2 separate regions of the Homo sapiens genome follow, and region 2 is linked to region 1. A link is a loop called in an ENCODE intact Hi-C map of the cell type or tissue named here. Cell type or tissue: A673. All regions are shown on one strand. Each heading gives the region's core, and the rest is flanking DNA. Links, peaks and the distances in the headings are about the cores only. Region 1 overlaps SIGLEC7 (sialic acid binding Ig like lectin 7). Region 2 holds the start of CD33 (CD33 molecule).

What was found. Peaks named below come from ENCODE experiments on the same cell type or tissue, not always from the same donor. Only the 100,000 strongest peaks of a DNase experiment are listed, where the experiment ranks them.
Region 2: a loop joins it to region 1, with 7 times the contacts of the local background. A loop is called at or near these places in 2 of 110 quality-filtered maps.

What each region holds. Positions count from the first base shown.
Region 1 is chr19:51,149,152-51,164,744 of GRCh38, reverse strand. It overlaps SIGLEC7 (sialic acid binding Ig like lectin 7), which reads right to left. Exons shown (of 7, transcript NM_014385.4): 7 at 11,219-11,682. The coding sequence ends at 11,500. It overlaps LOC101928517 (a long non-coding RNA gene), which reads left to right. Exons shown (of 5, transcript NR_110732.1): 3 at 8,272-8,399; 4 at 10,447-10,501; 5 at 10,789-11,822. Among named protein-coding and RNA genes, the nearest start is that of SIGLEC7, 15 kb to the right of the region's middle. RefSeq lists a silencer at 7,002-7,200. In A673, for the core only: a CTCF peak has its summit at 5,836 (motif pointing left); a DNase peak (open chromatin) is centred at 6,124.
Region 2 is chr19:51,214,255-51,229,847 of GRCh38, reverse strand. CD33 (CD33 molecule) reads right to left here and starts at 4,768. Exons shown (of 7, transcript NM_001772.4): 1 at 4,693-4,768; 2 at 4,250-4,630; 3 at 3,767-4,045; 4 at 3,492-3,539. The coding sequence starts at 4,729. All of the region lies in intron 2 of LOC107985327 (a long non-coding RNA gene), which reads left to right. In A673, for the core only: no CTCF peak of the experiment used is centred there; no DNase peak of the experiment used is centred there; H3K27me3 peaks cover 4,264 bases.

The DNA.
Region 1 (15,593 bases), core at 5,010-13,009:
TACCATCAATTTCATCAACTGAGTATTTCTCATATGCAATTATTTGAGGTTTGACAGATGTATGTAGCTATATACCCACAACCACAGTCAAGACACTACCAAGTGCCATTACTTAAAACATTCCCTCCTGATGTTCCTTGGTAGGCAACTGTCCCTCCCTATTTAATTCCTGTAAAAACACTAATCTATTCTCTACCCTACTGATATGCCTTTTAAAGAATGTCATATAAACGGAATCATTCAAAATGTAGCCTTTAAAATCTGGATTCATTCACTTGGTTTAATGCATTTGGGGCTCGTCCATGTGATGGGGTGTTGTTTTTAAATTGCTGACTCATACCTCACTGTTTTCATAGATCCCCATTTTGTATACATTTACTGGCTGGTGAACATTCATATTGTTTTTAGGTTTTGGTGACTGTAAAGTAAAACTAGTATAAATATTCACATGCAGATTTCTGTGTGTGGACACTAGTTTTTTTATTTCTCTTGGGTAAATACCTAGGAGTCGGGTGCTTGGTCATATGTGTAAGTTCGAATTTATAAGAAATTGCCAAACTGTTCTCCAAAGTGGGTGTACCATTTTACATTCCCACCAGCAGAATATATGAGTTCTGGTTGCTCTACGTTTTCATTAACATTTGGTATTATCCGGATTTAAAAAAAAATTTCTTTGGGTTTTGTTTTGTAGCCATTCTAATAGGTATGTACTGCTACCTCATTCTGGTTCTAATCTGTGATTTCGTAGCAGCAAATGGTGTTGAGAATGCTTTCATGTGATTATTTGCCATCAGTTTTTCTTATTTGGCGAGGAGGCTGATCAAATATTTAGTGCTTTTTAAAATTTGTGTTAAAATATACATTAAAAAATTACAATTTTAACCATTTTTCAGTGCACAGGTAAGTGGCACTAAGTACATTCACACTCTTATGCAATTATTAATCATTGATCTCCAGAAATTTCTTCATCTTGCCAAATTGAAACTCTATACCAACTAAATGATAACTTCCTATCCCATCCTGCCCCCAACCCATGGCAACCAACTTTCTACTTTCTTTGTCTATGAATTTGAGCACCTCTGGGAGATTGTGGGTAAGAACTGAGAAAAATTCTTCTTCTCCAGATCCATTTCTCTGTTCCTTTTTGTGTTTCTGCAACATGACCTCAGTTCTCTCAGGAAGCCCCAAAACCTGTGAAACTAACCTGTGCTTGCAGCTCTGCTTGCTGCCAGAAACAAAGGCTGGGAGCCAGCAACAGGAACCAGCCAGGGGATGAGTTCAGCCCAGACGTGCTGCCTGGACCTGGATTCCTGCCTCAGTGCAGGCCTTGACCTGATTTCTTGCTTCATTACCATACTAAAATCTCCACTCAGGGGCGAGAACTATGCCTTGCTAGGCACAGAAGGTGCCAAGTACAAAAGAAAACACAAGAGTGTGCACACTTCAGCCCCTCCTGAAGGAACCCACCTTTTTCCAGATCTGCCCGCCTCAGTCTCCAACTACCTGCCCTAAGGGCCCTTAAGATCCCCTTTTACCAACCCCTGGGAGAAGGTGCTTTGCACATGAACTCCCTTTCTCCATTTCTTGATCAATGAATAAAGTTTCTTCTCCGCTTTGCCGATTCTGGTCTCATTCTATTGGCGTAAGTGGCAGGGGGCAGAGAAAGGACCCACTAGGGCCAACTCACCCCTCCAAGGGTGGGTAACATTTGCAGCAAAACTCCTCAAGAGGTTGTTTGTCGTCACTCTTCCTACCTTCCTTTCTTCGGTTATTTTCCAAACGAGCTTCCAATCAAGTCCCCCACCCTTTCACACATGTTCATCAAAGCTGCCATTGCCAGTTATCTCAGACGTAAACAAAATCAACTCAATATGGATTAAAGATGGAAATGTAAGGCCTGAAACTGTAAAACTCCTTGAAGAAAACAGGAGAAAAAGCTTCTTGACATTATCTGGGCTCAGATTTTTTTAGATACTGTAAACTAAAAATAAAATCCTAAGCCCTGTAATCAACTGAACAGACCCCCTCTTGGCCAAGGGGACCCCAGAAAAATCTTAAAAACTGAGTTGCTGCTACAATGGGACGAGAGGTCAGACACACCTCATTATAGCCCCTTCCTTTTGCAGTTGAGATGCAGCAACTGATTAACCTTAATATGGAAATGGAGATCATAAGACTGGCAGAACAGACTCTGTGGCAATGAGATACCAAATCATATACAAAACCTAAGGCCATGCCAGGCAGGGGTTAAATTACACACCCCCACACTTAGAGAATAAACTATGTTCTAACTGCCACAATATGTTTATTTTTCTCTGGTAGCTAAGCAAGCACTGGTCTCAATATAAGTAATATTAAAACAATATACAGCTCACCAGCAGACACTGACCCCACACCCTTGTGACTGGACAAAAGACTGATTTCAGTAACTTTCTCTTGATAAGAACATGGAGCATGGACTGGTTATGGCAGGTTTTACAGAGGCTGCGCGCTTGAGGGCTGCTGTGTCCTCCAAAGACCTTTTGACATATAGGGCCTAATTGTAATACGTTTACATGGTAAGTCTCTACCCTAAGGTGAACATGGATTACATGTAACATGCGTGTTTGTTCAATATGCTTGGGTCAAAACCCTTTCATGAATATTCAAAGCTCCTTCTGTAACCTGTTGAATATGTATACTTGGCCAGCCCATTCAGCTTAAATTCCTGTCTTTCTCCTCCCTCCCTTAAAGTGCTTGTCTCTGAGCCTCTTCTGCAGGCTCTGCTTCCCAGCCTGTCTGGATGGCCACCTTGCAGGCTGTAATCCTTTATAAGAAATAAAGCTCTTTCTTCCAAATTGGTAATTGTGTGATGTTTAAGTTAACACCACCAAACCACAGGCAACAAAGGCAATAATAGATAAATGGAATTTCATCAAACTAAAAAGTTGTTTTAGTTTGTTTCTGCATGGCAAAAGAAACAATCACAAAAGAGTGAACAGACTACTTATGGAAAGGGAGGAGATATTTGCAAACCACACATGTGGTAAAAGGTTAATATTCAGAATATATAAGGAACTCAAACAAGTTGAGTTCAACAGCAAGAAAACAAATAATCTGATTTGAAAAGGCATGATGGACTTGAATGGCGAGTTCCCCAAAGACACAGAAATGGTCAACAGGCAGAGAAAAAATGATCAACATCACCAGTCATCAGGGAAATGCAAATCAAAACCACAATGAGACATCACCTCATACCTGTTAGGGTGACTATTATCAAAAAGATTGAAGATAACATATGTTGTCATGAAAGCACCAATGACAAATGTGTGTCCTCCTCTCTGCCTGTCTTCACCCCTTCCTTACCTCATCTGTGGTCATCACTACTCCAGCTGTGCATTGAAACATCTTCAGCTTGGACCCCTCTCCTGAACTCCAGGCATTTGCATTCAGCTGTCTCTGTTCTGTTCCCATTTGGATGTAAGGGAGATTCTCAGAATTATCGCCCCTGAAAGCCTCCCCTCTGAAGTCCTCTATGGACACCGCTCCTTCCCTCCAGGTGCTCAGGGGAACATTCTGGCTTCATCCTTGGTCTTGCCTTCCCCTCGCTGACCACATCCATTAGAAAACTCTGTGAGCACGACCTTCCACACACATCCAAAAGCATATCCTTACGCCACCCCTGCCTCCCTGGTTCAAGCCCCTATCCCTCTTCCTGGAGGACCCAGCAAGCACCTTTCCAGTTTCTATGTGGCTGCCATGACCCACTTGGGCCTGTTCTGTCCAGGGAAGCCGAGGGGTTCTGTTAGAGTGAAAGTCCAGTCTAGTCTCTGCTCTGCCTAAAGGCTCCAGGTTCCTGTGTGGCCAGCAGGGCCCACCCAGTCTGCACCATCCTCCCCTCTGCTCCCCTCCTCTGCCTTTCTCTCCTCTCATACGTGGGCCTGTTTGTGTCCACAAATAAATGTAACCTAACTTAAATGAATGCAGACTTTTTATTTCCATCACACATATATGCCTCTTAAACAATAAGTATTATTTTCTATATTATTCATCACTTATTTGTATTTAATAATGATGTCTAATAATGAAAAAATGTTTAACATTCTGTTCTGACAATAGTTTACATTTGTGACTTTAAAGTTTTTGTATGCTTTATTTTTGGAACAGCTAGAAGAAAATAAATCATTTCAATTTTGTATTTAATGTTCCAGCTTATAGACTCTGACATATGAATCCATATCCAAGGTTATGGATGCAGGTAAACTGATCAAGTGTCTGCTGAAAAACAAGAGAATTTTTATGCCTAAAAATTTGGGGGATGTTCTCTGGGGTTCTGGTGATATTAGAGTTCTGAAATAGATATGACCTTTTTTAGAAAGTATTGGAAATTTATGTTTAAAGAAATTTATCCCAGTATTTAAAATTATTTTTAAGATTTTAAGTTTTTTTCTGAAATGTTTTAATGTAGGAGGAAGGAAAGTTAGTGCCCCATTTTAAAATAAAAGTCTTAGCTGCAGCTAGCAAAAATACAATTTATGTTTTAAGAGTGTACAAAATGAATAAACATAGTCTCTTTCATTCTTTCCTATTTGGAAGTTATTCTGATTACTCCAAGGAAGGTTTAAACTCAAAAGGAAAGGTGGGCTCTAAGGGAACCGTTGTGAGATGCACAAATGTTCCGGTATAGAGTGTGAGTTAATCAAACAAGGAATTTCTCTTAGTTATCATTGAGAATGTGAGGTGCGTAGAAAAATAACTTCTGATGAATAAGAAAGAGAACATGAATGTACATACAAAAATCCCTTTCTTGCTGGGCAAAAAGCCCATTTGAATTGTTTAGGAGGATCGGCAGCATTGAGTGGATGGGATTGTGTCTTCTCTGGAGACAGGTTTGCATGTGGAGATGACATCATCACTTATCAGGACAGATTTTTGAAGACTCACAGCCCTTGACCATTTGCTGGCTTCATGATCGCCATCTCCAAAGGGCTGTGTAGCAGCTCTCATGGCCTTTCCCACAATGTGTACATCAGGCAACCTCAAGGAACCACATAATGGAATTAATGTTCATATAAAAATCATAGTTGTAGTTGGGCACGGTGGCTCATGCCTGTAATCCCAGCACTTTGGGAGGCCAAGGCGGGCAGATCATGAGGTCAGGAGATTGAGACCATCCTGGCTAACATGGTGAAACCCCGTCTCTACTAAAAATACAAAAAAATTAGCTGGGTGTGGTGGCGGGCACCTGTAGTCCCAGCTACTCGGGAGGCTGAGGCAGAATGGTGTGAACCCAGGAGGCAGAGCTTGCAGTGAGCCGAGATCACACCACTGCACTCCAGCCTGGGCGACAAAGACTCCATCTCAAAAAAAAAAAAAACACAAAAAAACCCCATAATTGTTTCCCTCCAATATTACAGCATGTTTTTTGTTTGTTTGTTTGTTTTTCACTTTCAAAGGGAAAAAATGCATTGACTTCTGTTGTCTGGGAAATCTGAGGGGTAGACCTGGTTTTAAATGTGACTGGATTTCAGGGTCAGATGATAGAAAGGCCCATCTCGCTACTTGGTTTTGGCTCTTGTTTTTGTTTGTTGTTGCTGCTGTGGTTGTTCATTTATTCTCCCTGGTTTTTGTTCTCAGGCTCATAAAGGTAGGAGCTCTGATGTCCACTTTGCAGATAAGGACACTGAGGCACACAGAGATCAAGTAATTCTCCTTCTGAGACAGAGTCCATGGACTTCCCACTGCCCCATGACACTTGGTTATGTCTGTGCAACCAACTCAACAGTCTCTGCCATGGTTAGGGCGCCCCCTGCTGCTCACCCAGAGAGTTGCAGGGATCACTGCACCAATCTTCTCCACCCTCTTTGACCCCCAAATGCTTCCTGACACCTGACTCCCACCCATTCAGAGACTAACCTATGTCAAGATTTACAATCTCACCGAACAGGAATGATAACTACAGGAAGTAGTTATTATTTAATGTTATTAGTAATGTTATTGCTATTGTTAATGTCATTATTATTATTTCTCCATTTCACTTCCATCTTCTCTGGAAGCTGATTCGGGGCTCCTGCCTCTCACCTTTTCTATCCACTTCTTATCCCTTCCCCCAGGAGGTTGTAGACAAAGATTAGTGCTGATGCATCGTGCAACTCCATGGCTCCCCCTGGTGGTGTGATGCATTTGGGGGTGATGGGGTTTGCTCACACAGCGCTGCAAGGACGCGGGTAGGGACCTGTCAGAAATCTACCTTGTGTATAGCTCCTCAAAGATCCCAGGTTAACATTCCTTGTGATCTTCAAGCCTGAAAGACAGGAAGGAGTCACTGTTCATTAGTGTCCACTCTGGCTGTGCCAGGCAAAACTTTGCCCTGGGAGGAACTGTGACGTTTTGCTCTCTTGATAAGAAGGTACAAAGCTGAGCTCCAGAAAGAGATTAAAGGCTTTGGGGGGCTGCTCCCGAAGCTGCCTCCTGCCCCTAGGTGAGCACTGGGTGCTACCACTCCTGACTGGAGAGACAGGGTTTCAGACAAGATTCTCAAAGTCATGGGGGATCCTGGATGAGATGGGCCAGGTATAGTTCTGGGGTTTGCTTGAGAGAATGAAAGTGAGTCCCTGAAGGTCGAGGTGCCCTCCAAGCCTACACCCCCCTCCTGAGAGCAGGGTCCTCATGAGGGTCTCATTGCATGAGACAGTCAGGGTCATGCCACGGACTCTGTCTGAATGAAGCCACTTCTGCCATATTCATCCTGACTGTTCAGACCAGGCATCACTGGCCGTGCACAGTCTAGATGGAGGGAGGGACATGTTTCTGCAGGGACTTGGCACAATGCTGTGTCTAAAAGGAGTGCTCCATGTTGGTGCAGCCAAATAGAGCTGATGAGATGCTCTCTGTGGCCGTGGTTGCTGGTTTCTTCTCAGTATTCATTCCCTCTTTTTCCTTAGTAATAAGGACCTCAGACACAAGAGCCTAGCTAAGAAGGATTCCACGTTTTACGTTCTCCACTTGCTTCTGAAGTTAAGCATCACAACAGCCCTATGAAGAGGAAACATTTCATATCTTCATTTTACAGGTGTAGAAAGAGGCTTAGGGGAGGGAGGCAACTTAACTGAGATCACATGGGAAGTAAGTGGCAGTGCTTGGTTCAAACCAGGCAGTGTTGCCAGGAATCCTTTCTATCCTCAAACGACCTGCACAGCCTTTAATCCAGCAGTCCTGAGTAGTTAGGGAGCAATTCACAAGACTGCCCTCACTTCTGATGCCAGCTGCACATTGGGGAGTCCCTGACCACATTCAGTTTTGATAGTTCACTAGTAGGACTCAGAACTCACTGAAAGCTGTTATCCTCATGTGATGTCTCATTACAGCAAAAGGATACAGATTAAAGTCAGCCAAGGTGAGAAGAGCATGGGGCAGGGTCCAGGGAATTCCGAATGGGGAGTTTCCAGTTGTCCCCTCCCAGTAGAATCATAGACTGTGGTAATTCCTCCTGACATGACATGTGACAACATGCATAGAGCATTGCCAACCAGGGACACTCACCTGAGCCTTGATGTCCTGGTGTGGCTTTGTCACATAGATGTGGATAACTGTCTACATGGCTGACCTTAGTTTCAGCTGCTCCACAGATAGAGCTGATACCAGTGACCCAAAGTCCTATCGTTAGTTATATTATTAGACTATTTGGTGAAGTCCAAGGCTTTCAGGTAAACAAAGACACTCTAATCAGGTGAGACATTCCAGGGACTTAGAGGTTCCCTCCCAGTAGCTGAGAGCAAAGGCCAGGCCTCTTTTTGGCAGGGTTCAGCTCTTTGCCACACAAGTCCACCTCTGGGACTCACCACGGATCTGCAAATGGGACTAGGCCAGAGACATCCTGGGCCAGCCTGCAGCCAGGTTGGTCTGGGTTGGAATCAGCTCCAGCTCTTGAGCTCTGTGGACTTGGGAGCTGCCCTCACTACTCAGAACTGATGCACTCAAATGTGAAATAGGGACCCCAGTCCTCACTTCTCAGATTAGAAATGGTCAGTGTGCCTTTGCTGAGGTCTGCTTTTGTGTAAATAGGGGACTACTTAAAACCAATTATTTTTTAAATTGATGTTCAGTTTATTAAGTGTTCAAACCCCTTGACCCTTCAAATTCCACTCATTGATTTCTTTCTTCTTTTCTTGTAAACTTACTATAGTCACTGTCACTCTCTTTTACTGAAATTGAACAGACTGTGCTCCCTTAAACAGAGAGTTTGATTTAAAGAGTCAGTTATACATTCCATACATTCTTTTTTCTTTATAGCCCTTCAGCTGCCTACTGGGGCAAGTTCACAACCCAGCAAGATCCTCACAAATTCTCGGACAGCTCTTGGAAATCTAATCTACTGAGCTTATAAATACATCAACACTTAGATTCTTCCAGTGTTCCAGGTGTGTTCACAGAGTTTATCAAACTCTTCCACATCTTTCACCTGAAAAAAATAATCACACTTCTAAAATCACCTTTACATCTCCTTCTGGAAACACTTTAGTGGTGTGTTAGATTTCCTAATGCACAGGCTATGGCGCCCATTGTGTGGAAGCTGGGGTTGAAGCGTGAAGGATTTCTGATCTCCATACAGCTGTTTACAGGTCAGAGGCTTGGAACCAAGACCCAGGATCCAGAGGCTTCAGCTGCTCAGGGCGGTTGCCCCCAGGCCCTGAGACTGGCTCAATCCTTCTGTGTCAGTTGCAGTCATGAAGTCCTAATCCTCTCCTCCGAGCCTCATTGTTTTCCATCTATAAAATGGATCAATAGTGGAACCAATCACATGAGTTGTTCTGGGAATTCAACAAATGTGGGGACAGGCACAGAGCTTAGAACAGTGTCTGGCACACAGTAGGCCCCATGTGTTTGCTTTTACTCCAATGATTTTATTACGAGGTAAAGGGCTACCATGGGGCTGGCCCCTAGTAGGTCCCTGATCATGGCAGGTGCTCTTATTATGGTTATTGTTGTTGGCACAGCTGCCTTGCCTGGGGCAGGTCTAGGGGTCAGCTCAGGGTGCACAGTGGGGAACCTCTTGGCTGGAGGAGGACCTCATGAGGTGGTACCCAGGACCCCAAAGGGTCAGAAACACAGCCTCAGGCCTCCTTCCCTGTCTCTGCAGATGGGCCTGACTATCTGCTGCTGAGGGGCAATCCTGATGCCTTCAATGGCATCGTGACGGCTGAGATCGGCTCCCAGGTGGAAATGGAGTGTGTCTCCTATTCTTTCCCAGATCTCAAGTACTGCTGGATCCACAACAGCTCCTTCCTAAACTTCTCATATGCAAAGTTGTATCTCTTGAGTCTGGCCTGGTAGCAGATGGGCACTTACCAATGCACTGTGGAAAACCCCGTGACACAGCTGATCATGTACATGGACGTCAGGATCCAGGCCCCCCGTGAGTGCAGCAGCTCCCGTCCAGGCTCATGCTCTGCACATCTCCCTGCCTCCATGCCCTGCTAGGCAGTGCCCACCCTCAGGAGTGCCACCTCCACCCTGCCATGACATGCTCACAACCTCTGGGTGAAATCTCCCAGTCCTCTCAGGTCTGGGTCCAAAGATGCCTCCTCTATGAATCCTCTGGAGTCCTCAGATCAGAGTCAGGGTGAGTCACAGGGGGATAAGGGGGATAAGAGTGGTGGACATTAGCTGTGCACTTACCATGTGCCCACCACCATTCTAACCTGCTTGACCCTCACTGTCTCTCTATGGAGAAAGTGAATGTGATTAGCCTCACCTCCACTTTACAGGTGAGAAAACTAAGCCCCATGGAGTTTGAGTATTTTATTTAAGGCTTCAGTGCTAACCCACAGAAGAGGTGGGATTCAAGCCCGGGCAGGCCGAACCCACAGCCTGTGGCCTCAACTGTTCCCCTCAGCTCCCTCCAAGATGAGGAATTAGAAAGATGCAGGGATGGGACGGGATTTTGTCATAGCTCCATGACCATGACAAATCTCTACTCCCCACAAATTTCACCAAGCTCTTGGCTTGATTCTTGGGCCTCTAATAACAAAAGATAAACAAGCTGCTCTCCCTGCCCCCAGGGGTAATAATAACTAACCTAATTTCCAGAGTTGATGGCACGTCTTATGGCATGACATAACAGTGTGAAATAAATTATTATTATTAACTCCATCATTGTTGTTACTTACCCCTGGTAATTGCGCCAACAGTGTCAACTCCTTCCTCAGCTTCACCCGGCCTCTTTCCCCCACACAATGGCGTCTGCCTCCTGTGCCCTTGGAAATCTTTAAAAGTATGAGGATGTTGAGGACTCTCAGTGGAGAGGTGAAGACCGCAGACCATCTCCTCTACCTCCTAGGGTCCCACATGGGGAGGGCTTGGGCTTGGACTTGGCAGGAAGTTGGGCCCCTTCACCTCTCTACCCAGGACTCTCCCGTGTTTCTTATGGACCTGAGATGTGACTTCTTCCCTGATTTCTCCCCATAGGGCAAATCAGGCTGCATGTCCTCAGACCCGAGGACAAGACCAGAGGGGCAAGCAGGTGAGGAGAAGGTGATGGAGAAGGGCTGGGGTCTCCATAGGGCCTGTGAGGCTGGAAAGGGTCCAGGGTCCCTCTGGAGGGGACCAGCAAGAGAGGGACCCAGCCCAGTCACACCAAGGTCCGGAGATGGGGGCTCCTGGCGGAGGTCTGCAGACCCAACCAGGGCCCTGGGGATGAAATCATGGGCAGCATGGCCATTGGAAGCTCTATCTGCTGATCAGAGCTATGCAGGCTGGGGCAGGCCATGCGCAGAGCTGGGCTGTAATTTCAGGCGCCTCCTTTCTCAGCTCCTGTGTGTCCAGGTTCTCGGATTCCTTCACCAGAGGCCATGGAGTCAACGGAGATGCTGCAAACTTATGGCTAAGGGGTGCCCAGTCAGTGGTTGCTTCACTCAGTGCTGGGTGCCGGGTGAGAGAAGAGACCTCAGAATCAGGCAGGGATTAAATTCCAGTCCTGCCCTGAGTACCTGAGCGACCTGAACGCAGCCCCCGTGAGGCTCCCGCACCTCGATGCACCATGGAACGATCAAGTCAGCATGATTAGCACATCCATCAGCTCAAATTTTTATCTTTTTTTTTTTTTTTTGGTGACAACATTTAAACTCCTCTCTTTTAGCTATTTTGAATTATTCAGTACATTACTCTGTCATTGGAAACAACACAGATGAACTTAGAGGATGTTATGTTGAGTGAAATAAGCCAGGCACAGAGAGACAAACACGTTACAATCTCACTATATTCGGAATCTAAAGTAGTCATCCTTAGAGAAGTACAGAGGAGAATGGTGGGTACCAGAGGCCAGGGCGGGGAGTGTGGACCGATTGGATGGGGAAAGGGAGAGTTTGGTCATCAGGCATGCATTTTCAGTTAGACAAGAGGAATAAGTTCTGATGTCTTGTTGCACAGCATTGAGGGCTGCTAATTCTACTGGAATCAGCCTCAGACTCCTTTGCTGGAGGGGTCGTGAACCCTCAAACAAGCCCGAGCCTCTGCATTTTCTTACTTGGGGATCTTGATCTCTGAGTACTCATTGTTGGTGGCTTCTTGTCCTGATAGGTCCTGAGGCTCCCCCTTATGAAAGCTGAGGGGTGCATACTGGATCTCTCTTTCCTCCCCTGAGGAGTGGGCAGCCAGGCCATGGTGTCGGGGGTTATCATCTGCCCAGGACTCAGTCAGGTTACCCTGAATGGAGAGAGAGAAGAGAGTCAGAGCAGAGCAGTGGAAATAGGATAAGGCAGGGAGAGTCACAAGTTGTTTGATCGGTTGGTTGGTTCGGATATATTCCTCTGTATAGAATTAAACTTCATGAGTTCCTGCCTCTATCCCACGTTCATTTTATAGAAATCTCCTTCATTTATACTTTCCTGCAATATTTAACACTTATTGAGCAACTTGTTTGGTGTTTATTAATCTTATTAACTTCCCGCAACAACTCCATGAAGAAAGTAGCGTACCCAAACTCCCTGTTATGCCGGGACCCAATCCAGTCCCTTCCTTCTGACCCCAAAGCCTGGAGTCCTGCTGGGGCCCTCTGTGTGTGAAGCCCTGATCCGGGTGCTGGATGGACTGTGGTGGACACAGTAGGTGTTGGCCCTGACCTCCTGAAACTCACTTTTTAATTGAGGGAATTTGGCAAAAATGACTGTCAAACAAACGAATATCTATGTGTGAATTATAAGATGGGCAGGAAGAGGCTAAGTGAGAGAGAATTACAGGGCCTTGATTTGGATGGGGCACCTGCTCTTAGGAAGCTCACAGTTCGGTGGTATGGGGAGGACAACTCAGTCAAAGAAATTATATCCTCTGATAAGAAGTATAACTGCTCCCCAAAATGTCCATACCCTAATCCCCTGAAACCTGTGAATCTGTTACGTTACATTGCTAAAGGGACTTTACAGATGGAGCTAGGTTAAGGATATTGACATGGGGAGGTTATCCTGGATTATTTGGGTGGGCCCAGTGGAATGACAGGAGTCCTTACAAGTGAAAGGAGGAGGGCTTAGAGAGATTGGAAGATGCCAGGCTACTTGCCTTGCAAACAGAGGAAGGGACTTGAGCCAAGGAATGCAGGTGCCTCTAGAAGCCAGAAAGGGTGAGAAATTGCATCCTCCCCTGGAGCCTCCAGAAGGAACCAGCCCTGCCTGCCAATGCCTTGATTTTGGCCCAGTGACACCCATTTTGGGGTTGTGACCTTCAGAACTTTAATCCATGTGTGTTGTTGGAAGCCAGGAAATGCATGGTAATTTGTCACAGCAGCCACAGGAAACTAATACAGACTCACACAGCAGAGAGTGACAGAGGCTGCCTGGGAGGGTCCTCCTTCATCGCAGCCCTTCCCTGCTGCTCCCCTGTGCAGAAGATGCTCCATGGAACTGTCAGTGATTTTGCTTGCCAGATTCTCTCTTGATTACTCAAATTAATATTCACACACATACCAAGTCTAAGCACTGCTACTATCAAGGTCACTGTGACTACCACTTAAGTGGCTGAGTCTAAATGTCCACCTTGCAGTCTTCTCCTTCCTGGACTTTTCAGCAGCAGAGGACCCAGCTGCTCACCTTCCCTACACAGAAGGCCTTCTTGACTCAACTATAGGACATCATGCTTTTCTGGGTCCACCTCACCTTCTTGGCAACCTCTTTGCCAATTGCTTCAGGTCTCCCTGACCTTAAATATCAGAGCAGCCCCGGGTTCTTTTCTTCTTTACCTTTGCCTTGTGATCTTATCCACTGTGTTGGCTTCATGCCATCAATAGGCTAATGACTCCCAAATCTGTACCCCCAGCCCACTCCTTTCTCCTGACTATAGTCTTTGATCCAGTGGTATAATTCAAACCCCCGCGTTCTTGTCCAAAGACACACAAAACTCAACCTATTCAATCTGAACTCCTCCTTTTCTTTCCCAAATCCATTTCTTCTGCAATCTTCTCAGCCTCAATGATTGGCACCTCCATTCTTCCCACTGCTCAGGGCAAAAATCTGGAAGTAATTCTTGCTCCCTTTCTGTGGCTCACATTCTAATTCCAATTCATTAACAAATCCCAGTAGGTTCCACTGCAGAATTCATCTGGGAGACAGTCATGTCTACCACTGCTGCTATCTTGGTTCCAGCCAACACCACCTTCTGCCTGGGATGTTCACCAGCCTCCTGTCTACCTCCTATGCTCTCTCCTTCCCCTGCCACACACACGGTCTCTTCTGCACACAGTGGCCAGAGGAATCCCATGAAAATGAAAGTTGATCATGTTCTTCTGGTCTACAGCTATACCACCCTGAACGGACCCAATCTCGTCTGATCATGTCCTTCTGCTCAAAACTCTCCAAATGCTCACAGTAGCCTGTGCAGTCAGACACAATTCACATAGGCTCAACTCCTCCAAAGTCATTTCCTGCTCTCAGTCCTGCCTCCCTCTGTCTAATCACACAGATGTCCCATGGCTCCTCTCCTTTCCTCTTCCTGTGCCTGGGCCTTGCTTTGCTCCTCCCTCTGCCTGGAAGGCTCTTCAATCACACAATAAATGTCAGATCTGAGCCTCCTTCTGTTCCTACTGAAACTATTCCCAAATACGGAGGAAGACTGACTCTTCCCTAACTCATTCTATGAGGCCAGTATCATCCTGATACCAAAATCTGGCGAAGACACAACAAAAGAAGAAAACTTCGGGCCAATATCCTTGATGAACATTGATGCAAAAATCCTCAACAAAATACTTGCAAACTGAATCCATCAGCACATCAGAAGGTTAATCCAATATGATCAAGTCGGCTTCATGTTGGTTCAACATACACAAATCAATAAATGTGATTCACCACACAAACAGAACTAAAGACAAAAACACATGATTATCTCAATAGATGCAGAAAAGGCTTTTGATAAAATTCAGCATCGCTTCGTGTTAAAAACTCTCAGTAAACTAGGTATTAAAGGAACATATCTCAAAATAATAAGAGCTATCTATGGTGAACGCAGAGCCAACATCATATTGAATATGGAAAAGCTGAAAGCATTCCCCTTGAAAGCCAGCACAAGACAAGGATGCCCTCTCTCACCACTCCTGTTTAACGTAGTATTGGAAATTCTGGCCAGAGCAATCAGGCAAGAGAAAGAAATAAAGAGCATCCAAATAGGAAGAGAGGAATTTAAACTATCCCTCTTTGCAGATGCATGATTCTATATCTAGAAAACCTCGTAGTCCCAGCCCAAAAGCTTCTTAAATGATAAATAACTTCAGCAAAGTTTCAGGATACAAAATCAATATAGAAAAATCACTAGTATTTCTATACATCAGGAACTACCAAGCCAAGAGTCACATTAGGAACACAATCCCATTCACAATTGCCACAAAAAGAATAAAATTTTTAGAAATACAGCTAACCAGGGAGGTGAAAGAACTCTACAATGAGAATTACAAAACACTGCTCAAATAAATCAAAGGTGACACAAATGGAAAAACATACTATGCTCATGGATAAAAAGAATCAAAATCATTAAAATGGCCATACTGCCCAAAGAAATTTATACATTCAATGCTATTTCTATCAAACTACCAATGAGATTCTTCACAGAACTAGAAAAAACAATTTTAAAATTCATATGAAACCAAAAAAGTGCCCAAATAGCCAAGGCAATCCTAAGCAAAAAGAAAACCTGGAGGCATCACGTTACCCAAATTTAAACTATATTACAAGTCTACAGTAACCAAAACAGCATGGTAGTGGTACAAAAACAGACACATAGACCAATGGAACGGAATAGAGAGCCCAGAAATAAAGCCACACACCTACAACAATTTGATCTTCAACAAAGCTGACAAAAAAAAGCAATGGGGAAAGGACTCCTGATTCAATAAATGGTGCTGGGATAACTGTCTAGCCACATGCAGAAGATTGAGTGGGACTGCTTCCTTATACCACATATAAAAATCAACTCGAGATGGGTTAAAAACTTAAATGTAAAACTCAAAACTATAAAAACTCTGGAAGACAATGTAGGCAATATCGTTCTGGATAAACAGGCAAAGATTTCCTGACAAAGATGCCAAAGCAATCACAACAAAAGCAAAAATTGACAAATGGGATCTAATTAAACTTAAG
Region 2 (15,593 bases), core at 2,780-10,779, 67 kb before region 1:
CAATGAACAAGTTCGCTTTTTGGAAAAATAAATAAAATTGACAATCATTAGCTAAACTAAGAAAGAGACAGAAGACATAAAAATTAATAAAATCATAAATAAAAAAGAAGATGTCACAATGGTTACCACAGAAATACACAGGATCTTAGACACTACTATGAACAATATGCCAACAAATTTGAAAGTCTAGAAGAAATGGATAAGTTCCTGGACACATATAATCTACCGAGATTGAATCAAGAAGGTATAGAAAACTTCAGCAGACAAACAACAAGTAATGAGATTGAATGAATAATAAAAGGCCCCCCAACAAAGAAAATTCCAGGGCTGGATGGCTTCAGTGCTGAACTTTACTGAACCTTTAAAGAAAAAAAAATTATGCCAACTCTTCTCAAACTATTCCAAAAAATTGAAGTGGAGGCAACTCTTCCTAACTCATTCTACAAGGCCAGCATAACCATGACACCAAAATCAGAAAGGAGACAATAAAAAAAGAAAACTAGAGGCCAATATCCCTGATGAACATAGATGCAAAAATATTCAACAAAATAGTAGCAAATCAAATCCAACAATACATCAAAAAGATAACATACCATGATAAAGTGGGATTAATCCCAGAAAGGCAAGAATGATTCAACATATGCAAATCAATAAATGTTATACATATGTCAACAGAATGAAGGACATAAACCGTATGATCACCTAAATAGTTGCAGAATAAAAAGCATGTGTTAAAATTCAATATTGTTTCATGATAGAAACTCTCAATAAATTAGGTATAGAAGGAAAGTACCTCAACACAAAAAAGGCCATATATGACAAACCCATGGCTAACATCATACTGAATGGAGAAAAGCTGAAATCTTTTCCTCTAGGAACTGGATGTCCACTGTTATGACTCTTATTTTACATAGTACTGAAAGTCCTAGCCAGAGCAATTAGGCAAGAGAAAGAAATAAAAACCATCCAAACTGGAAAGGCGGAAGTCAAATTGTCTCTGCAAATAACATACAAAAACCTAAAGACTTGGCCAGGCGTGGTGGCTCATGCCTGTAATTCCAGCACTTTAGGAGGCCAAAGTGGGCAGATTGCTTGAGGCCAGGAGATCAAGACCAGCTTGGCCAACATGGTGAAATTCCATCTCAAAAACAAAACAAAACAAAACAAAACAAAACAAAAACCTAAAGACTCTAACAATAAAACTCTCAGAACTGATAAATGAATTTAGTAAATTTGCAGGATGCAAAATCAATATACAAAAATCAGTAGCATTTCTACACACAATGAATTAGCTGAAAATAAATCAGGAAGGCAATCACATTTACAATAGCTATAAGAGAATGAAGTATACCTAGGAATAAATTTAACCAAGGAGGTGACAAGCCTTAATAAGAAAAACTACAAAACACTGAGGAAATAAACTGAAGAGGATACAAACAAATGGAAAGACATTCCTTACTCATCAGATGAATTAATATTGCTAAAATGATTATACTACCCAAAGAAATCTACAGATTCAAACCTGGCTCTATCAAAATATCAATGTAATTCTTCACAGAATTAGAGGAAACAATCTTAAAATTCATATGGAACTAAAAATAGCCTGAATGGTCAAAGCAATCCCAAGCAAAAAAGAACAAAGCTGGAGGTATCACACTACAAGATTTCAAAATTTCAAAACTAGAAAATTTCAAAATTTCAAAAATTTAAAGATTTCAAAACTACAAAGCTGTAGTAACCAAAACAGCATGATATTGGCATAAAAGCAGATACATACACCAATAATACATAATAGAGAACACCGAAATTAATCCACGATCTACAGCCAACTGAATTTTGACAAATGCATGAAGAACACTCATTGAGGAAAGAGCAGTTTCTTTAATAAATGATGCTGGGAAAACTGGTGCCATATGCAGAAGAATGACATTAGACTCACACCTCTCGTCCTATACAAAAATCAATTCAAAATGGATCAAAGACCTGAATATAAGACACAAAATTTAAAAAATACTAGAAAAAAACATAGGGGAAATGCTTTAGGACATTGGTCTGGAAAAATATTTTATGAGTAAGACCTCACTAGCACAAGCAACAAAAGCAAAAGTAAATAAATGAGATGATATCAAGCTAAAAAGCTTCTATGCAGAAAGGAAACAACCAACAGAGTGAAAAGGCAACCTACAGAATAGGAGAAAATATTTGTCAGCTATTCATCTGACAAGTGATTCATATCCAGAACATACGAGGAACTCATACATCTCAATGGCAAAGAAACCCAATCTCATTTAAAAATGGGCAAATTATCTGAGTAGACATTTCTCAAGAAAAGATATACAGATGGCCAACAAGTGTATATGAAAAATGCTCAACGTCACCAATCACCAGGGAAATGCAAATCAAAACCACAATGAGGTAACATCACCCCAGTTGGGAGGACTATGATAAAAAAAAGATGAAAATTAACAAATGATGGTGAGGATGTAGAGAAGAGGGAACTCTTATATACTTTTGACCAGAATGTAAACTAGTATAACCACTATGGAGAAGAGTATGGAAGTTTCTCAAAAAACTACAAATAGAACTACCATATGATCCAGCAACCCCACTACTGGGCATTTATAGAAAGGAAAGGAAATCAGTATATTGAAGAAACGTCTGCACCTCAATGTTTATTGCAGCATTATCCACAATAGGAAGATATGAAATAAACCTAAGTGTCCAACAACAGATGAATAAATAAAGGAAATGTGGCGTATATACACAATGGATTATCATTCAGCCATAAAAAATAATGAAATCTTGTTATTCACTATAACATAGATTGAACTAGAGGACATTATGTTAAATGAAATAAGCTAGGAACAGAAAGTTGAATACCACATGTTCTCACTCATAAGTGGAAGCTACAAGAAGTTGATTTCATAGAAGTAAAAAGTAGAACAGAGAATAATAAGGGCTGGGAAGGTTAGGGGAACAATGATAAGGAGAGAGATTTGTTAAAGGATACTAGATTACACCTGGAAAGGAAGAATAAGTTCTGGTGTTCTATACCACTGTAGGATGACTATGCTTAACAATAATAGATAGCTTCAAATAGCTAGAAAGGGGATATTGAATGTTCCCAACAACAATGAAATAATAAATGTTCAAGATGATGGATATGCTATTACCCTGATCTGATTACTATACATTATTAGTATGGAAACATCACTATGCCATCCATAAATATGTACTATTATTACATATCAATTAAAAATAAAATACCCCAAGACATTCAGAGACAGGAGGGAGACAAAGAGCATTATTTGGATGGGCAAGGGGGAAGTTGCTAGTCATCCCCAAATATCCTTTTCCAAGGTGCCTGATGTCTACCCGTGTCTAACTGCAGGCCTTGCCTCTGAACATTTGACTCTGAAAGTCCAGATCTGACCAAACCTGACACAGACTCAATGTCAGTAACAGCCCCAGGCGGGGAGGCTCCTTCCTACCTGAGCCATCTCCTGGAAAGATACCAGTTGTTGGGTTCTGTGGAACATCTAGGAGAGGAAGAGAGGATTTCCTTCAGTTGGGGGTAGAGATGAGATAAGGGTAGGCATTTCCCCTTACTCCTGCCAGAAACCACAGAAATGCAGAAGGGACAGGGCTCATGTCCTTCTGGCTCCCGAACTCAGCCAGGCCTCCAGGACACTAAATGTCCCCAGCACCAGCCCATCCTGTCTCCCCTACACCCTCAGGGACCCCAGCATCCTGGCCCAGCACTTACAGGTGACGTTGAGCTGGATGGTTCTCTCCGTAGTCACACCAGCTCCAGCGAACTTCACCTGACAGGTCAGGTTGGTGCCGTGGTCCTGGGGCCGTGGGGTGATTATGAGCACCGAGGAGTGAGTAGTCCTGGGGCCCAGGGAGGTGGGGGCAGCTGACAACCAGGAGAAGATCGGGGGTGTTCCCTGCTCACAGGCCCAGGACACAGAGCAGGTCAGGTTTTTGGAGTGGCCGGGTTCTAGAGTGCCAGGGATGAGGATTTTGGGCCTGTGGGTCAAGTCTAGTGAGGAGAAAGAGGGGATGCAGAATCAGGAGGGAGGGTCCAGGTGAGGGCCTGAGAGAAGATCAACCTCTGGTCAAGCTCCCCCGCTAAGCACGACAGGCTTTACCCCTAAACCCCTCCCAGTACCAGGGTCCCATCCCAGCCCTGCCCTGCAGTACCCATGAACTTCCCTTGCGGCCACTTCTGAAGCCTGTGCCTCACCTGTCACATGCACAGAGAGCTGGGGAGATTTGTAACTGTATTTGGTACTTCCTCTCTCCATCCGAAAGAAGTATGAACCATTATCCCTCCTCCTGGCGTCTACGATGCTCAGGGAGCAGTTGTTCCTACTGGGATCCCCAAGGAGGCGGAATCTGCCCTGAGTCTCCTCCTGTACTTCTTGATCTAGCTTGTTTGTGGCCACTGGAGAGTCCCTGGATATAATGGCTCCTTCCCGGAACCAGTAACCATGAACTGGGGAGTTCTTGTCGTAGTAGGGTATGGGATGGAAGAAAGTGCAGGGCACGAGGACGCACAAACCCTCCTGTACCGTCACTGACTCCTGCACTTGCAGCCAGAAATTTGGATCCATAGCCAGGGCCCCTGTGGGGAAACGAGGGTCAGCTCGGCCCAGCCCGACAACCCCTCTCCCCACAGCCACTCACCTGCCCACAGCAGGGGCAGCAGTAGCAGCAGCGGCATGTCTGAGGAAGCAGCTTCCAGGGCTTCCTGTGTGAGCAGAAAAGAGGAAGGGAGTGGAGGGGAAGGACTACAGGGCCGGACAGGAAGCTGGGGAGGAGCAGGAGACCTCAGCCCTGCATGGAAGAGGAACCTCAGACCCACACATGCTCAGAGCTTGTCCCCTCCACACAGATTGACCCTCATGGGCCAGAGATGCCAGAGACCCGCCCAGAGATGGGAGGAGATGGAGCAGAATCTGAGTCTTGCCTTCCAGGAGCACCAGAGCCTGGATCAGTACCTTCAGGGCCATCTGAGACATGCGAACCCCATGTCTAAAGTCCTTCCACTCTGAGGTGCTTTTCTGTGCACAACTGTTTACACCAGGGCTGATCACTGCTGGCCTGGCCCGAGTCGCAGCCTCACCTAGATCCATGGGGTGTTTAGTCCAGCAGGATATAGGATTCTATAGGGTCCGTGTGAGTGTCTGGGGCAGAGAAACAAAGAAGAGTCCTAGGTAAAGTGAAGGTGGCAGCCATTCATTTATTCATTCATTCACTAAAGATATAGTGAGTGACAGAGCAGGAGCACCGTCATCTCGGAGAAACACTGCCTCTTTAAGTTCCAATTTCCTTTCTAGCCTCATGCATTTCAAGGAAATCACTTCTCTGCTAACTACAAGCAACCAGAAAGAGCAGACAGTGAAACACAGATAAGACAGCTCGGGCACAGAGGGAGGTAGGGGGAGAGTCTCTTGAGTTACTGCCAAACTTCACCCTCATACAATGGCCCTAGTAAAACAGTGGGCCTTAATAAGCAAATTCCTTTCCCTTCAGGTGCACTAAGATAGGGAAGCTAAAAGCAGACTCAGTGGGTATGCCTGTAGCTGCAGAAAGATGTATGGGTACAGACACACACCTCTCTCTCCCAGATAAGCACAACAAAGAGACTCAGAAGCAGTCCAAGTCTCTGATAAACTCTCCCACCCTAAATCCTTAAAAACTCTTAGTCTGTAAGAGAGTGTGCCTCTGACTTAACTCGGCCAGAAACTCCTCTCAGGTTTGTTTTCTCTAAAATCTGTCTTGACTGGTGAGCCACCATTCGTGTTTCTTTCCTCTTTCTTTAATTCTTACAGTGAGCCTTTGTGTATAGGTGGGGCTTGAGAAGAGATGCCACTGACCTGATTCCTGCCCTTAAGATACTCCCCATCCATAGCCTCATGTCCTCACCACACACACACATGCTGTCTGGCTTTAGAGCTGTGAAAAGTTGGGAATTTGCCATGTATCATGGTAGCATATTGGAAATTTTAAAAGAAATATGACTATAGAATTTTCCCCTGGCACCTAGTACACTGATTTGCACAGTGTCAATGACATCTCCAAAACAAGAACCATGCAGCATCTTCCTGTGAAACAAAAGGGAGAACACATGTTCTATGAACCAGTGCAGAAAAAACTTCTTTTCCATTCATGCTGCCATTTGGTTCAGTGTGGGCAGAAGCAAGTTTTTTTAGAGGCTCATCATATGGATCAACATTTTCTTTCATGTAAAAATCTGCTTCTCACAGTTAAATATGGCCCAAAGACATAATATTTCCAGACAACATGAGTGGAGTGTACAGAGAAAATTAAACTTTAGGTCCAGCTACATGGTTTTCCATATCACTCTGTGTAGTATGCATCCAGCAAACCGTTGATCCCTGGGACATATTAGTACTTGCCACCATACCTTTGTCAAATCTCTACACACAATAGTATCTAGATAACTCTTCATTCATCCTTACTAATAGAGAGGTAGCTGCATCCTCATTTGATATACAACAAATTAAGTCTCCAGTAAATAATATCTGTTGTAAGTTATTTAAATATTTAGCATGTGGCACGTAATAGAAAATTCAATACATTTAGTGCTTTTTTTTTTAAGACAGGGTCTTGCTTTGTTGCCCAGGCTGGAGTGCACCGGCCTGACCACAGTTCACTGCAGCCTTGACCTCCCAGACTCAAGTGACTCTCCCACGTCATCCTCTCTAGTAGCTGGGATCACAGGCTCATACTACCAGGCCGGAGTAACTTTTTGTTTTTATGTTTAGGAGAGATGGGGTCTTGCTATGTTCCCCCAGGCTGATCTTGAACTCCTGGGTTCAAGCAATCCTCCCACCTCGACCTCCAAAGTGCTTTGACTATGGGCATGAGGCACTGTGCCCAGCCACATTTAGTTTTAACAATAAAGTCATACTATGTTCATGGACCAGAAGATCAAATATGAATATGTGAGTCTTACTGTGTTTCTTTAATGAATTTAATTAGGTATAATTTACATGAAATAAAGCACACCTACTTGAAGTTCACATTTGCATGAGATTTGACGAGTATGTACAGCCTGTATACTCACCACACTGCAGATATACAGCATTTCTAGTATGCCAAGGGCTTTTCTTCCCACCTTCTATGCTGGGCAACCACTGATATGTCCTCTTTCATTGTGAGTTAGTCTATTTGAAAATCTCCTAGAGATGTGTTAATTTGTGTCTGTATCCTATGACCCAGCATAATATTTTTTGAAACTGAACCACGTTGTTTGTGTCTGTATTTCAAAATGTGATATTGTTAAGTAGTATTCCATTTATGTGTATACTATAATGTTTTATTTCTCACCTATTGATAGACAAGGATTTTCCAGTTTTCTCCCTACAGGTATTCAGGTACAAGTCTTTTTACATACATGGTTTTATACTAATTGGTATACACAGGAAGATAAATAGTCAGACTAATGACTACTTGTAAGTTTAACCTTAGTAGGAATTGCCAAACTGTTGTCCAAAATGGTTTTGACTTTTTACCACTCCTCCTAGCCATGTGCCAGAATTCCAGTAGCTCCACACCCTTGTCGACGTATGATACTGTCCTGCTTTATATTTGAACAATTCTAGTGAGAGCATAGTGGCATCCAGTGTTTTAAATTTTTTAATTTATTTAAAGTTAGATACAGTTGAATTAACTCTTTATCATATGCAATTTTGATATGGTTTGAGAGTTGTATATAATTATATACCCACAACCACTGTGAAGACACTGAAGAGTGTCATTAACCAAACGTTCCTTCCTCCTGTCTCTGGGTAGTCAACCCTCCCTCCACACTTAGTCCATGAAAAAATGCTGATATGTTTTCCATCCCTACTGTATTGCCTTTTCACAGAATGTCGTATAAATGGAATCATACAAAATGTTGCCTCCAAAGTCTGGCTTCATTTACTTGGTGCAGTGCCTCTGAGGTTCAATCATGTGGTTGAGTGTATGAATCTATAGTTTGTTCCCTTTAATTGCTGACTCGTAACTCACTGTTTTTATGGACCCCCCATTTTGTATGCATTTACCATTTGAGGAGCATTCAGATTGTTTTCAGGTTTGGGTGACTATGAAATAATGTTGTTATAAATATTGGCATGCAGGTTTCTGTGTGTAACTGTAAGTTTTTATTGCTCTTGGGTAAATACTTAGGAGTCAGGTGCCTGGTCCTATGGTAAGTGTTCAGTTTAAATTTATAAGAAATTGTCAAACTGTTCTCCAAAGTTGATGTGCCATTTTGTATTCCCACCAGGAGTTATGTGTGAATTCTGATTGTTTCACATCCTTGTTAACATTTGATATTATCAGAATATTTAAACATTTCTTTTTATTTTTGTTTTGTTTTCTAGTTATGTTCTCAGGTATGTAATGCTACCTAAGAATGCTTATTCTCCTGATTTATAATTACCTAAGGACAAATGATCTTTAGTATGTTTTCATGAGCCTGTTTGCCATCTGTTTTTCTTTTCTGGTGAGGTGGCTGATAAAACCTTTGGCTACCTTTTTAAAATATTGTGTTAGTTCATTCTTGGCTTGCTATAGAGGAATATCTGAGACTGAGTAATTTATGAAGAAAACAGATATATTTTGGCTCACAGTTCTGCAGGCTGTGCAAGAAATGTGGTGCTGGCATTTGCTTCTGGTGAGGGCCTTGAGTACTATATTTTTTTGAGAAATGTGATTCACACCCTCTGTCCATTTTTAAGTGTTGTTTATTTTTTGTTATTGTTGAGTGGCTGCTTTTTCATTTACACAAAATTGGGCCTTTTGTTGTTGTTGTTGCTGTTGTGGTTTACTTATGTTTTTGTTTTGAGAGTCCTTGATATATTCTGGATACAAGTCATTCATCAGATACCTATATTCAGGTGTTATCACCCTGTAACTTATCTTTTGGCTGTCTTATCAGTGTCTTTTATGGTATAATAGACCCCATTCCCATAAATACGCGTTACATGAGTTGGCCCACTAGTGTGTCAGGACGGAAAGAACAGAGAAAGTAATAGAAAGAGAAGGCAAGGTCTGGAGGGCAGATGGGGGCCTCCTAGGGGGCAGAAGATCACACAGCGGCTCAGTAATCTGAATAATGACCCCCAAAGAAAACTGGGTCTTAGTTTCTTGAGCCTGTATTGTTACTTTATAGGTATTCTTACAACTTTAATTAAATTAATGATCTTGACCAGTGGAAATCCTGGATTATGCAGTCAACCCTTACATCTAATCACAAGAGTCCTACAAGAGTCCTGATAAGAGAAAAGCAGAGGGAGATGTGATATACACAGAAGGAGGCGAGGCCATGTGGCCCCAGAGACAGAAGTAGGAGCAGTCCAGCCAAAATTCAAGGAATGACACCAGCCACAATAATGTGGAAGAAGCGAGGTATGGATCCTCTCAAGTCTCTGGAGTGTTGTAGTCCAACCAACACCTTCATTTCTGCCTGGCCTTACTGATTTCAAATTTCTAGCCTCCAGAACTGTGAGAGAATAATATCTTTTGTTTCAAAACATGGAGAGGAACTTTTCCTGGAGGAAATGCATAAATTCCTAGAACCATAAGATTCTGCCAAGATTGAATCAGGAAGAAATAGAAATGCTGAACAGACCAATAACAAGTAGTGAGATTGAACCAGCAATAGAAAAAAATCTCTCAACAAATAGAAGTCCAGGACCAGATGGTTTCACAGTCAAATTCTACCAAATGTACAAAGAATAACTCTCCCAAAATATTCAGGAGGAGGGAATCCTCTCTGACTCATTCTATGAAGCCAGTATGACCGTGATATCAAAACCTAGCAAGGACACAATGAGAAAAGTAAATTACAGTCCAATATCCCTGATGAACATAGACGCAAAAATCCTCAACAAAATACTAGCAAACCAAATTCAACAGCACATCAAAAAGATAATTCGTCACGATCAAGTAGGCTTTATTCCAGGGATGCAAGGATGTTTCCGTACATGCAAATCAATAAATGTGATTCATCACATTGACAGAATTAAAAGCAAAAACCATATAATCATCCCACTAGACAAAGAAAAAGCTTTTGATAAAATCCAACATCTCTTCATGGTAAAAACCCTCAACAAACTAGACATTAAAGGAACATATCTCAAAATAATAAGAGCCATCTATGACAAACCCACAGCCAACATCATACTGAAAGGGTAAAAACTGAAAGCATTCCCCCTAAGAACTGGAACAAGACAAGGATGATCACTCTCTTCATTGCTATTCAACCTGATACTGAAAGTCCTATCTAGAGCAATTAATCAGGCAAGAGAAAGAAACAAAAGGCGCCCACATTGGAAAAGAGGAAGTCAAATTATCTCTGTTTGCTGATGATAGGATCTTAAATCTAGAAAACTCTAAGGACTCCTTCAAAAGACTCCTAGATTTAATAAATTAATTCAGTAAAATTTCAGGATACAAAATCAATGTACAAAAATCAGTAGCACTTCTATACACCAACAGTAATCTAACAGAAGAAAAATCAAGAAGTCAATCTCATTTTCAATTGCAACAGAAAAATACCTAGGAATATATTTAACCAAGGAGGTGAAAGATCAGTACAAGGCAAACCACAAAATACTGATGAAATAAGTTGTAGATGACACAGATGAATGGAAAAATGGAGCATCCCGTGCTCATGGATCAGAAGAATCAATACCTTGAAAATGACCGTACTGCCCAAAGCAATCTACAGATTCAATGCAATTCCTATCAAAATACCAATGTCATATTTCACATAATTTGAAAAAAAATTCTAAAATTCATATAGAAACAAAAAGAACCCAAATTACCAAAGCAGTCCTAAGCAAAAAGAACAAAGCTAGAGACATCACATTACCTGACTTCAAATTATGCCACAAGGCTATAGTAAACAAAAAAGCATGGTACTGGTATAAAAATAGACACACAGATTAATGAAACAGAATAGAGAACCCAGAAATAAAGCCATATACTTACAGCTACCTGACTTTTGACAAAGTCGACAAAAACATACACTGGGGACAGGACACCTTATTAATTAAACGGTGCTGGGAGAATTGGATAGCCATGTGCAGAATAATGCAATGGACCCCTATCTCTCACCATACACAAACATTAACTCAAGATGGGTTAAAAACTTAGATGTAAGACCTGAAACTATAGAAATACTGAAGAAAACCTAGGAAAATCTTTTCTGGACATTGGCGTAGGCAAAGAATTCACAACTAAGATCTCAAAGCAAATCCAACAAAACAAAAAATAGATAAACAGGATGTAATTAAACTAAAAAGCTTCTGCATAGCATAAAAAATAATCAACAGAGTGAACAGACAACCTACAGAATGGAAGAAAATATTTGCAAACTGTGAATCTGATAAGAGACTAATATCCAGAATGTACAAGAAACTGAAGCAGCTTAATAATAAAAAACAAAAAATCCCATTAAATAGTGGGCAAAAGACATGAATAGGCAGTTTTCAAAAGAAGACATACAAGTGGCCAAGAAGCATGTGAAACAGGTTCAACATCACTAATCATCAGATAAATGCAAATTAAAACCGCAGTGAGAAATCATCTTCCACCAGATAGAATGGCTATTTTTAAAAAGTCAAGAAATAACAGATGTTGGTGAGGATGTGGAGAACAGGAAATGCTTATACAGTGTTCATGGGAAGGTAAATTATTACAGCCTCTACGGAAAACAGAGAGATTTCTCAAATAACCAAAAATAGAACTACCATTTGATCCAATGATCCCACTACTGGGTAAAGGAAAAGAAATTATTATATCAAAAACATACCTGCACTCGTATGTTTGTAGCAGCACTATTCACAACAGCAAAGATATGGAATCAACCTAATGCTTATCCATGGATGATTGGATAAAGAAAATGGGGGTTATACAATGGAATACTACCCAGCCATGAAAAAGAATGAAATCATGTCTTTTCAAGCAACATGGTTGGAACTGAAGGTTATCTTAACTGAAATAATTCAGAAGTGGAAAGTCAAATATCATATGTTCTCATGTATAAGTGTAGTTAAATAATGTGTATACATGGGCATAGAGTGTGGAATAATAGACATTGGAGGCCAGGAGTGGTAGCTCATGCCTGTAATCTCAGCACTTTGGGAGGCCAAGATTGGTGGATGACTTGAGGTCAAGAGTTCAAGACCAGCCTGACCAACATGGTGAAACCCTGTCTCCACTAAAAATACAACAACAACAAAAATTAGCTGGGTGTGGTGGCAAGCGCCTGTAATCCTAGCTGCTCGGGAGGCTGAGGCAGGAGAATAGCTTGAACCTGGGAAGCAGAGGTTGCAGTGAGCCAAGATCACACCATCGCACTCAAGCCCGGGCAACAGAGTGACTCCGTCTCAAGAAAAAAAAAAAACAAAACAACAACAACAACAAAACAAAAACAAAAAAGACATTGGAGTTTCGAAAGAGTGAGATGTTCAGAGGAACATTCTGGCTTTATCCATGCTCTTCCCTTCCCCTCAATGACTATATCCATTAGAAAATCCTGTGAGCTTGACCTTCCAAATACATCCAAAAACACATCCTCACTCCAACCCTGCCTGTCTGGTTCAAGACCTCATTCCTCTTCCTGGAGGATCCAGCAGCGCTCTCCCAGTCTGTCTGTAGGTGCCTTGACCCGCTCAGGCCTGCTCTCGCCAGGGAGCCAAGGGATCCAGTCCAGTTGAGTCTCTCCTCTCCACAAAGGCTCTAGGTTCCTGTGTGGCCTGCAGGGCACCAGGTGGTCTGCAGTGTCCTTTCCACCGCTTGACTCCTCTGCCTCCCTCTGCTCTTAGACATGGGTTACTGGGTGTGTTTGCAACACCCAGGCCTACTGCTGCCTCTGAGCAATGCATTTGCTCTTCCCCCTTTTCCTTCTTCCTGGGATGCTTTTGCTTATATACACACAGAGCCTGCTTCCTCACCACCTTCATGTGTTAGCCCAAATATAATCTCTTCCCATCATCAGGTACAGAGATGGTTCCCCAGTATATCTTATGCTTCTTTCCCTGCATGATTTTTCTCTAAACATATATTGCCATCCTATATAGTTAAATACTTTCTATTGCTTATTCCTTTTTTTATGTCCATCTTGTCTTCAGAATATCTTTTTTTTTTTTTCTGAGACAGAGTCTCGCACTGCAACCTCTGCCTCCCAGGTTCAAGCAATTCTCCTGTCTCAGCTTCCCGAGTAGCTGGGACTACAGGCACATGCCACCATGCCCACCTAATTTTTGATTTTTAGTAGAGATGGGGTTTCACCTTGTTGGTCAGGCCGGTCTCGAACTCCTGATCTCAGGTGATCCACTACCTCAGCCTCCCAAAGTGCTGGGATTACAGGTGTGAGCCACGATGCCCAGCCCAGAACATCTTCTTAATACTGAGATTTCTGATGCTATGTCTACCAGTGAACCCCTGGCACCTACAACAATGCTGGCACATAGTAGGTGTTCAGTATAGTTACCAAAGAATCTATAGATTAATGAATAAATGTCACTCCTTCCCTCAATATCATACAAGAAACACACACACACACACACACACACACACACACACACACACACACTCGGGTGACATTTAAGACTGAGCCTGAAGGACAATCAGGACCTGGACTTGGCAGGAATGGGAGGGAAGGGCATTTCAGGAAACGGAACTACACATGCAAAGTCTCAGAGTCATAGAGGGCTTGGCCCAGTGGGTGTGGGGAGACTTTGGGTGACACAGAGAAAGGAGGGATCAGGAGAGTCCAGTGGAGGATAGAACGTGCAAGGCCTTCAGTCCAGACGGTGGTGTTCTCCAGCAATGGAGAGGAAACAAGGAGACAAGGCTGTTCAGACTGTGGAGGCACTGGACGAGGAGGCAGCTAGAAGCAGAGTCTGGAGGCCTGTGCTGGGGAGACAGGGAGGCAAAAGGTGAGGATGGTTCAGTGACCAGGGAGGAGGTGAGGGCCCAGGCATGACCAAGGTCAGGACGGAGAAAAGGGCACCAAATGAGCCCTGGTTGGGAGAAAGAGGGACAAGAGTGGGTGATTTATGAGATCTGGAGAAGGTGGGGAGGTCAAGGTGGAGACCCACAAGCTGGTTCTGACTTTAGAGATGGGGCTAAAGAGAAGTGGGTTTGGGGATGGACATGGGAGGTTCAACTTTGGCCATGCTGAGTGCAGCTATCCTGGGGGCCACAGAAAGAAGTCATCCAGCACGATATTGGAGGGTGAGACGTCCACAACACTCACCTGAGAGATTAGCCCATGGCAGTGTTTTCAGCCTCCACAGCTGCTGCTGCCTTTGCCACCTTCCTCCTGCAGGACCTCACACTGAGTGAAGAGATCGGGGCATATAAGTGTGGCCAGATTGGGGTGCAGAGGGCAGCAGACTCACCTCCCTGTGCGCTGCAAAGGGGCTGATAGAAAATGTGGTAGACAGAGCAGGCCTAGCCCTCAAGATCTTCTTTATGAGAACAGAAACCTCTCCACCCTGGCATTTGGCCTCGGGTTGGGACAGACACAGGCCTGACTACAAATGAACCATGTGGAATTCTCACCACCAGTTGAGCTCCTTGCCTGGTCCTAGGTGCTCTTAAGGTATTTGAGTATCTCCATGATTGAGATTCTGGGATTCAGCATCATGTCTCCTGCCCTCCACACACTTCCCCTGGGGCAGTGCTCACCTGAGGAAGGTGAGGCAGAGGCAGAGAAGCAGGATCTTCACAGCTGCCTCCCCAATGGCCACAAGAACCACCTTTGTCACAGGCCTTGATTTCCCTACAAAAAAGTGGGATGAGGTTGATTCACTTGACAAGCCACAATCTGTGTCCATATTGAACATAAGAAAAGGAAGGTTCTCCAGACCCTTCAGGCATCCCTGGCTGTGAGATCACATGAGCCCAGGGCTTACCATAAACCATGCCCTGACTGTCCAATGGTTGGGTAGAGAAATGATATGTAAGTTGGACTTTATCAAAATTTAAAATTCTGTTTAGTGATTGACACTATCAGAAAAGTGAAATGATAGCTCACAAAATGGGAGCATATATTAGCAAATCATGGATTTGGTAAGGGTCTAGTATCCAACATATATAAAGAGCACTTACAACTCAAATTACAAACAACCGAAATTATCCAATGAAAAAATGGACAAAGGACTTAAATAAAACTTTTACCAAAAGATATAAATAATCAATAAGACCATGAAAATACGCTCAACATCATTCATCATTATGTTAATGCATATTAAATCTACAATGATGTACCTTACACTCACTATTAGGCTATACATCTTTTAAATAAGAAAAATGAGGCCTGGCACAGTGGCTCACGCCTGTAATCCCAGCACTTTGGGAGGCCAAGGTGGGCAGATCACGAGGTCAGAAATTCGAGACCAGCCTGACCAACATGGTGAAACCCTGTCTCTACTAAAAATACAAAAAATAGCTGGGCATGCTGGCATGTGCCTGTAATCCCAGCTACTCAGGAGGCTGAGGCAGGAGAATCGCTTGAACCTGGAGGCAGAGGTTGCAGTAAGCTGAGATCATGCCAT